Regions from separate parts of the Homo sapiens genome. Here region 2 is linked to region 1. A link is a contact called in ENCODE Hi-C or POLR2A ChIA-PET data. All regions are on one chromosome and are shown on one strand. Each heading gives the region's core, a stretch centred on a gene start or an enhancer-like site at or near the end of the contact. The rest is flanking DNA. Distances are from core to core; before and after follow the strand shown.

Evidence for each region. Hi-C counts contacts between places; a loop is a spot of excess contacts on that map. ChIA-PET counts read pairs that join two places held with the same protein, here RNA polymerase II (POLR2A). Pooled maps may share reads with other maps.
Region 2: a map of left ventricle myocardium inferior shows a loop between it and region 1 (3-fold over the local background). The contact joins two enhancer-like sites. A Hi-C loop is called at or near these places in 16 of 168 maps with a recorded cell type or tissue (HepG2, IMR-90, PC-3 and 10 more), 1 of 37 single-sample maps with no recorded cell type and 14 of 50 pooled maps. POLR2A ChIA-PET finds 5 or more read pairs at or near these places in 5 of 52 experiments (BJ, HepG2, OCI-LY7 and 2 more).

The regions. Positions count from the first base shown.
Region 1 is chr9:114,237,255-114,239,954 of GRCh38, reverse strand. COL27A1 (collagen type XXVII alpha 1 chain) reads right to left here. Exons shown (of 61, transcript NM_032888.4): 19 at 2,240-2,293. Among named protein-coding and RNA genes, the nearest start is that of MIR455, 29 kb to the right of the region's middle. Within about 2 kb of position 1,419, at least 6 of the 41 ENCODE cell types and tissues checked have a DNase peak (open chromatin) inside an H3K27ac peak, as active enhancers do; they include heart right ventricle and left ventricle myocardium inferior, where a contact is called at or near this core.
Region 2 is chr9:114,180,137-114,182,836 of GRCh38, reverse strand. All of the region lies in intron 4 of COL27A1 (collagen type XXVII alpha 1 chain), which reads right to left. Among named protein-coding and RNA genes, the nearest start is that of COL27A1, 26 kb to the right of the region's middle. Within about 2 kb of position 1,421, at least 9 of the 41 ENCODE cell types and tissues checked have a DNase peak (open chromatin) inside an H3K27ac peak, as active enhancers do; they include heart right ventricle and left ventricle myocardium inferior, where a contact is called at or near this core.

The DNA of each region.
Region 1 (2,700 bases), core at 170-2,669:
AGGTCGTTATTTCTCAAATCCGGTGCTGCTACTGGGTCAGAATTATGGGTGTCTGGGGACATTGCTCCCCAGAGCCAGCCACGCCTTGCCCTGAGAAGTCTTGTCTTTTGACTGCAGTAATCCTGCAAAGAGGATGATTTTCTGGGTTTGCTGTGACTTTGAAAGCATTGAAAAGCACTGATTTAATTAACCTCAGCTCCAGTCATCGTAAGCTTAAGTCCTTCCTACATCTTGGCCACATGTGTTGGACTCTGCCCCACTCCACCCATGGGGGCTCCCTGCTTCCCAGTGAGGGCCATTCCCCTGGGATGACTGTACAATAGAAGGTTCTTCCCACATGGAGCGGAATCACCTCCCTTCCCTGCAATATCCTCGTGCTCCTCCTTAGGGCCCCACAGAGCACAGGGACTCCCTCTCCCCACAGTGGTCTTTGCACAATTTGGAGACCTGTTACGCAGTTCCCAGAGCCCTGCCCTCCTCCTGTGTGACCCTGGGCAAGTTCCTTAGCCTCTCTGGGCCTCAGCTTCCTCATCTGTAAAATGGTGCTCGTAACACCTCCCTTACAGGGCTAGTCTTAAGTTTAAATGGAACCAGCAAAGTTGCAAGTGCTCAGTAAAAATCTGCATCCAAAATGATTTTGGGTCCTGTACTCTGGGAAAAGAAGTCTGCCTGGGGTGGGCCCATCTCTAAGTGAGAACTTAGCAGTCGGGATGCTGAGCAAATCCTGATGCTCACTTGCATATAACCCACTGATGAGTGAGAGATAATTCACCCGGGTGCTGGAGAGCTGGAGCTCCCTCCCATGGTCTCAGGGAAAGAAGCAGGCAGGGTGCTGACGCGCTTATCAGCTTCCGCGCTTATCAGCTTCCCCCTTCAGCTGAGCAGAGCTATCTCTCGGCTACAGAGTCAGCCAATCAAAACAGAGCACAAAGACGGGAGAGGCTGATGGCTAAATTGTCCAGGGACCCAGGAAAGGGCCAAAGCAGACCTTATTTGTTCCTACATAGCAGAGCAACCCTGAGGAAGCCACTTTCCTGCTCTGTGACTCAGTTTCTTCAACTGTAAACTGGTGGTGGTAATATCCCCCTCATGCGGCTGTCGTGGCGATTCAGCAAGTTCTCATCTCGAGGACACTGCACAGCCTCCTGGCACCAGGAGGTGCCTAATAAATGTGAGGGAGCATGCCTTCCACCCTCACGGGCCAGAATGCTGGGAAAGCTGGACTCTCAGAAAAGCCTTTTTCCAGCGACCAGAGGAGGGAATTGGGGCCATGGAGGAGAGGCCAAGTCCATTTGTCTAAAGATAGGACTGTGTCATGGCCAAAGTCAACAGAGTGGAAAGTCAGAACTTGTAGCTTTTAGGAAACATTTCCTCATCCATCCGAGTGATAGCAGAAGTGATCTTTGGCAGGGTCCGGCCTATCCACAGAGCCACACTTTTGTCTTGGATGCAGAGACCTCATGGGTGAGCAAGACCTGGAGGCTAGGGAGTTGTGGGTGGGGGGCTCCAACTGAGGTTGGCCTGGGTGCCAATGATCCTGAGAGGGACGGCAGCCCTGGCTCCTGCTCAGCCCAGCTCTCTAGACACGAGACCCCTGTTAAAGACGGGGGCGTCAAAAAGAACCCAGCCAGCTTGCTTCGCAACATTACATGTGAATTCCGAGTTGATCATTCAGGTGTAGCCTACCTATGCCAATGATCACACACATCAGAAACCCTGAGGCTCTCTCCTGACTCAACTAGAGTTATTATATTAATTGCTAAATCTATCCTTATTTCTCATTCTTCATTCAAAAGCCCGAATTTTGCATTTACCTCTTGCTCCCCATACCCGGAAGCTCTGAGCCCTGAACCGTTCCAGAGTGGCTGTGGGTGGCTAGGAAAGTTCCAGGGCTTGGAGAGGGAACTCTGAGTGGAGAATGTGGGAAGCTCCTGTGAGGGACCAGACAGTGGCGCACAGAGGGCTTTCATGAATCACAAAGCTGCGGTGGCCACAAAGTTGGCAGAGGACTCTGAGGCCACCTTTTGGCCCTGTTGACTTTTGAGAGCCCCTGAGTAAGAGCAGAAGAGCAGAAGGGGAAAATAAATGATTGCTGATCTAGGAGTTTCTCCTCTCAGCCTCATCTCTCATATCCTGTGTGACCTAAAGCAAGTCTTTCCCCATCCCTGGGCCTCAGTTTCCCAAGGACAAGACCGAGTCCCAGCAGCAGCCAGACACGGAGAAATGGGGCATCACATACCTCGGGTCCAGGGGGCCCGGGAAACCCAATGGATCCTTTGTCTCCGACTTTGCCCTGTGGAAGAGAAGAGGTTGCAGGGAGGCAGGGGTGAGGACCCCACCTTCCATGAACCCCCTGCGTTCCCCCGCTGGTTGTGGATGGTTGGAAAGTTCAGAAGCATGTGCATAAAATCTGCCTGGACAACTAGAAGGAGCTACCATTCAAACTCTGCCTCCTGCACTTGCTAACCATGGGACCCTGGGCAAGTCACTTCAACTTTCGGAATCTTAGTTTGCCCATCTGTAAAATGGGAGCAATATTAATTCCCTCACTCCTGGGGTAGTTGGCAGCCTTCAAAGAAACAGTTCAGAAAGGGTCGGATGCACAGTGACACTCAATAAATGACAGCCACTGCTGTTACTGATAACATCACTATTGTTTACAAGGCATCAGGAACCCCAGATCCTCATCAGAGCTTTGTC
Region 2 (2,700 bases), core at 172-2,671, 57 kb after region 1:
TGGGAAGCACATCCCATGTGCCATCTCATTTGATCCTGTTAACCTGGAAGGTAGGTGGTGTTGTTATTACTATTTTGAAGACGAGGATGCCAATGTTCACAGAGGTTCGTAACTGTCTCAGATCACCCAGCTGCTAAGAGGCAGAGCTGGACCTTGACCTCGGAGCACAAGTCCTTCACCCCTAAATTTTACCACCTCTCCACATCTCTCAGCCTAGCCCCGTCAGCCCTTCCCAGCTTCTTCAGGCTCAAACCACACTTAGCTATGCATTTCCCTCCCACGTATCTGGTACTTTCTCTCCTCGTTGCGTTTGCCCATGCTGTTCCCTCATCTGGCAGCATCTTTTCTCATCCATCTCCTCTGCTTGAAACCTGATCCATCCTTCAGGCCTGGCTCAAAGTGCCATCTCCTCCGGGGAACCCTCTAGGGCTCCTCCAGTCTCAAGTGGACTTTTTTTTTTAGAGGCAGGGTCTTGCTCTGTCGCCTGGGCTAGACTGTAGTGGTATGATCATGGCTCACTGCAGCCTCAAACTCCTCGGCTCAAGAGATCCTCCCACCTTAGCCTCCTGAGTAGCTGGGACTCCAAGCATGGGCCACTAATTTTTATTATTTTATTATTATTTTTATTTTATTATTTTTATTATTTTATTATTATTATTTTATAGAGATGGAGTCTTGCTATGCTGCCCAGGCTGGTCTCGAATTCCTGGCCTGAAGCAATCCTCCTGCCTTGGCCTTCTGAAGTGCTGGGATTACAGGCGTGAGCCACGGCAGCTGGCCCCAACTGGACTTTTGTATGAGTCTTTGGAGTTGAGAGCTCAAGAAGGATGTATTTGACCTCTTGTGAACAAAGGTGCACCTCTCCTGTGGCTACAACACGTGATCAGACCCTTAGACACCTGCAAGCTCCAAGCTTTCAAGGTCTTCCAGAGACCACAGAGCACCTGGGAACACTGGACCCAGAGAGTCCAGGAGGCTTGATCAAGGTCATACAGCAGATTTGTGGCCAAGTGAGATCAGGGTCCAGGGCCTGGTGGCTTCAAGTCCAGAGTTTATTCATGGCGCTGGATTTTCCCAGGCCATATCCAAGTTCCCCGATAACAGCTGGGTCCTGTTATGTCCACTTTCTCCAGCAAGGGCCCTGGCCTAGAGTCTTCCAGCACAGTAATATAAATAGAGCCCTAAGAGCCGGGGAATACTTGAGGGTTTTTGTCTAGCAGGAATAATCTGGGGCATAGGAGGTGAGGAGAGGCACCCTCAAGGGTCCAGTGGTCCTCCCAACCCCACCAGCCTCTAGGCACACTGCCCTCTTCCCCGTCCCTCTTGATTCATCGGGCTAACTGTGTGTGAACTGCTTTCTTCTTCCCTCTCTGAGGCCAGCTTCCCAGCTGCAGCCTGTCACATTCCAACCAAGGCACCTCCCTCTTCCTCTCTTCCTTGATGCCTGAACTGGGACCCTCCCCTTCTCCGAATGCACCGGCAAGGAACAGTGTCCAGAGCACACTGAGCCTGGGGAGTTTCTCAGTGCCTCTTGTGACCCTCCTTCCAAAATAATCAGCCCTCCTGCCCTCCCCTGCAGTCCACCAAACACTGTCTCCTGGCACGCGACAGAACCTGGAAGCATCGAGACTGAGTCCCAATTCTGAGCCCCACCTCATAATCCCCAGCCTCGGTCTCTCCCTCTGTTCTGTAAGTGACTGGGACCCAGCAGTCTCTAAGGAATCTGGAACACCCTCCGATGTTCACCCCAGCCCAGGCTTGTGGGGTCTAACCAGGTCTAACCACAAGCTCAGTGGGAATTGGACAGAGGTTGGGAGGGAGTGTTCAAGGAGGGGTTCCTGACACCCAGTTCCACCAGAGCCAGGCGTAGGCTGCACAAGGTCAAGGGCGGCTGCCTCTCCCCAGTCGTGCCCCAGCTGCCCCACAGATGGTGGGCCAGAGCACTCAGCTCCCCCATCTGCAGCTTCTGAAGGTGGGGGCTTCCTGTTTCCCTGCCCCCCCGTCCCCAACCCTCTCCAGTATTGCAGAGAAACGAGGCACATAGTTGACTGAAAGCCAAGCAGACCAATTCTATAAATGCTGCAGCCTAGAAAGCCAGGTGGGGGAGGCTCTGGGATTCCCCAACATCCCTCCATGGGCTGGGGGAATATGTGGAGGTAGGAAGGGGCAAGACAGAGAGCTTTGGGCGACCTCAGGTAAGAATGCCCCTCCTTAAGCCCCAGAGCCCCCATCTGTGCAGAGAGGAGCTGGGATTGTTTAATCCAGCATTCTATTATCTTTGGAATTTTATAATCTATGGAATTTCCAGTCTAGAAACAGGATGATGGTGGGACGGCGGGCAGGGAGAGTTGGGGTGGCGTGCAGGCAAAGAGCCTAGAAGCGTGTCAGGAGAGTCATTCACCCAGAGCTAGGTGGAAACTTAGAAATGCCTTACCATGACCCCAGCCTTTATAGATGGGGAAACTGAGCCTAGAAGGACAGAAGGGACTTGCCTAAGATTCCACAACTTCTTGGTAGAAATATTCTTGACTCCTACATTAGAACTCTTCACCAATCATTTGCCCAGCACCTCCAGCACGCAGGGTGCTCTGCCAGGCATCACGTAGGAGAGAGAGGTAACCGAGGCCTATCTCTGGAGGGGCTCAGGTGAATACTCAGAAAAATAAGCACAATAGATGCTTAAGATGGTAGGCTCTGGGC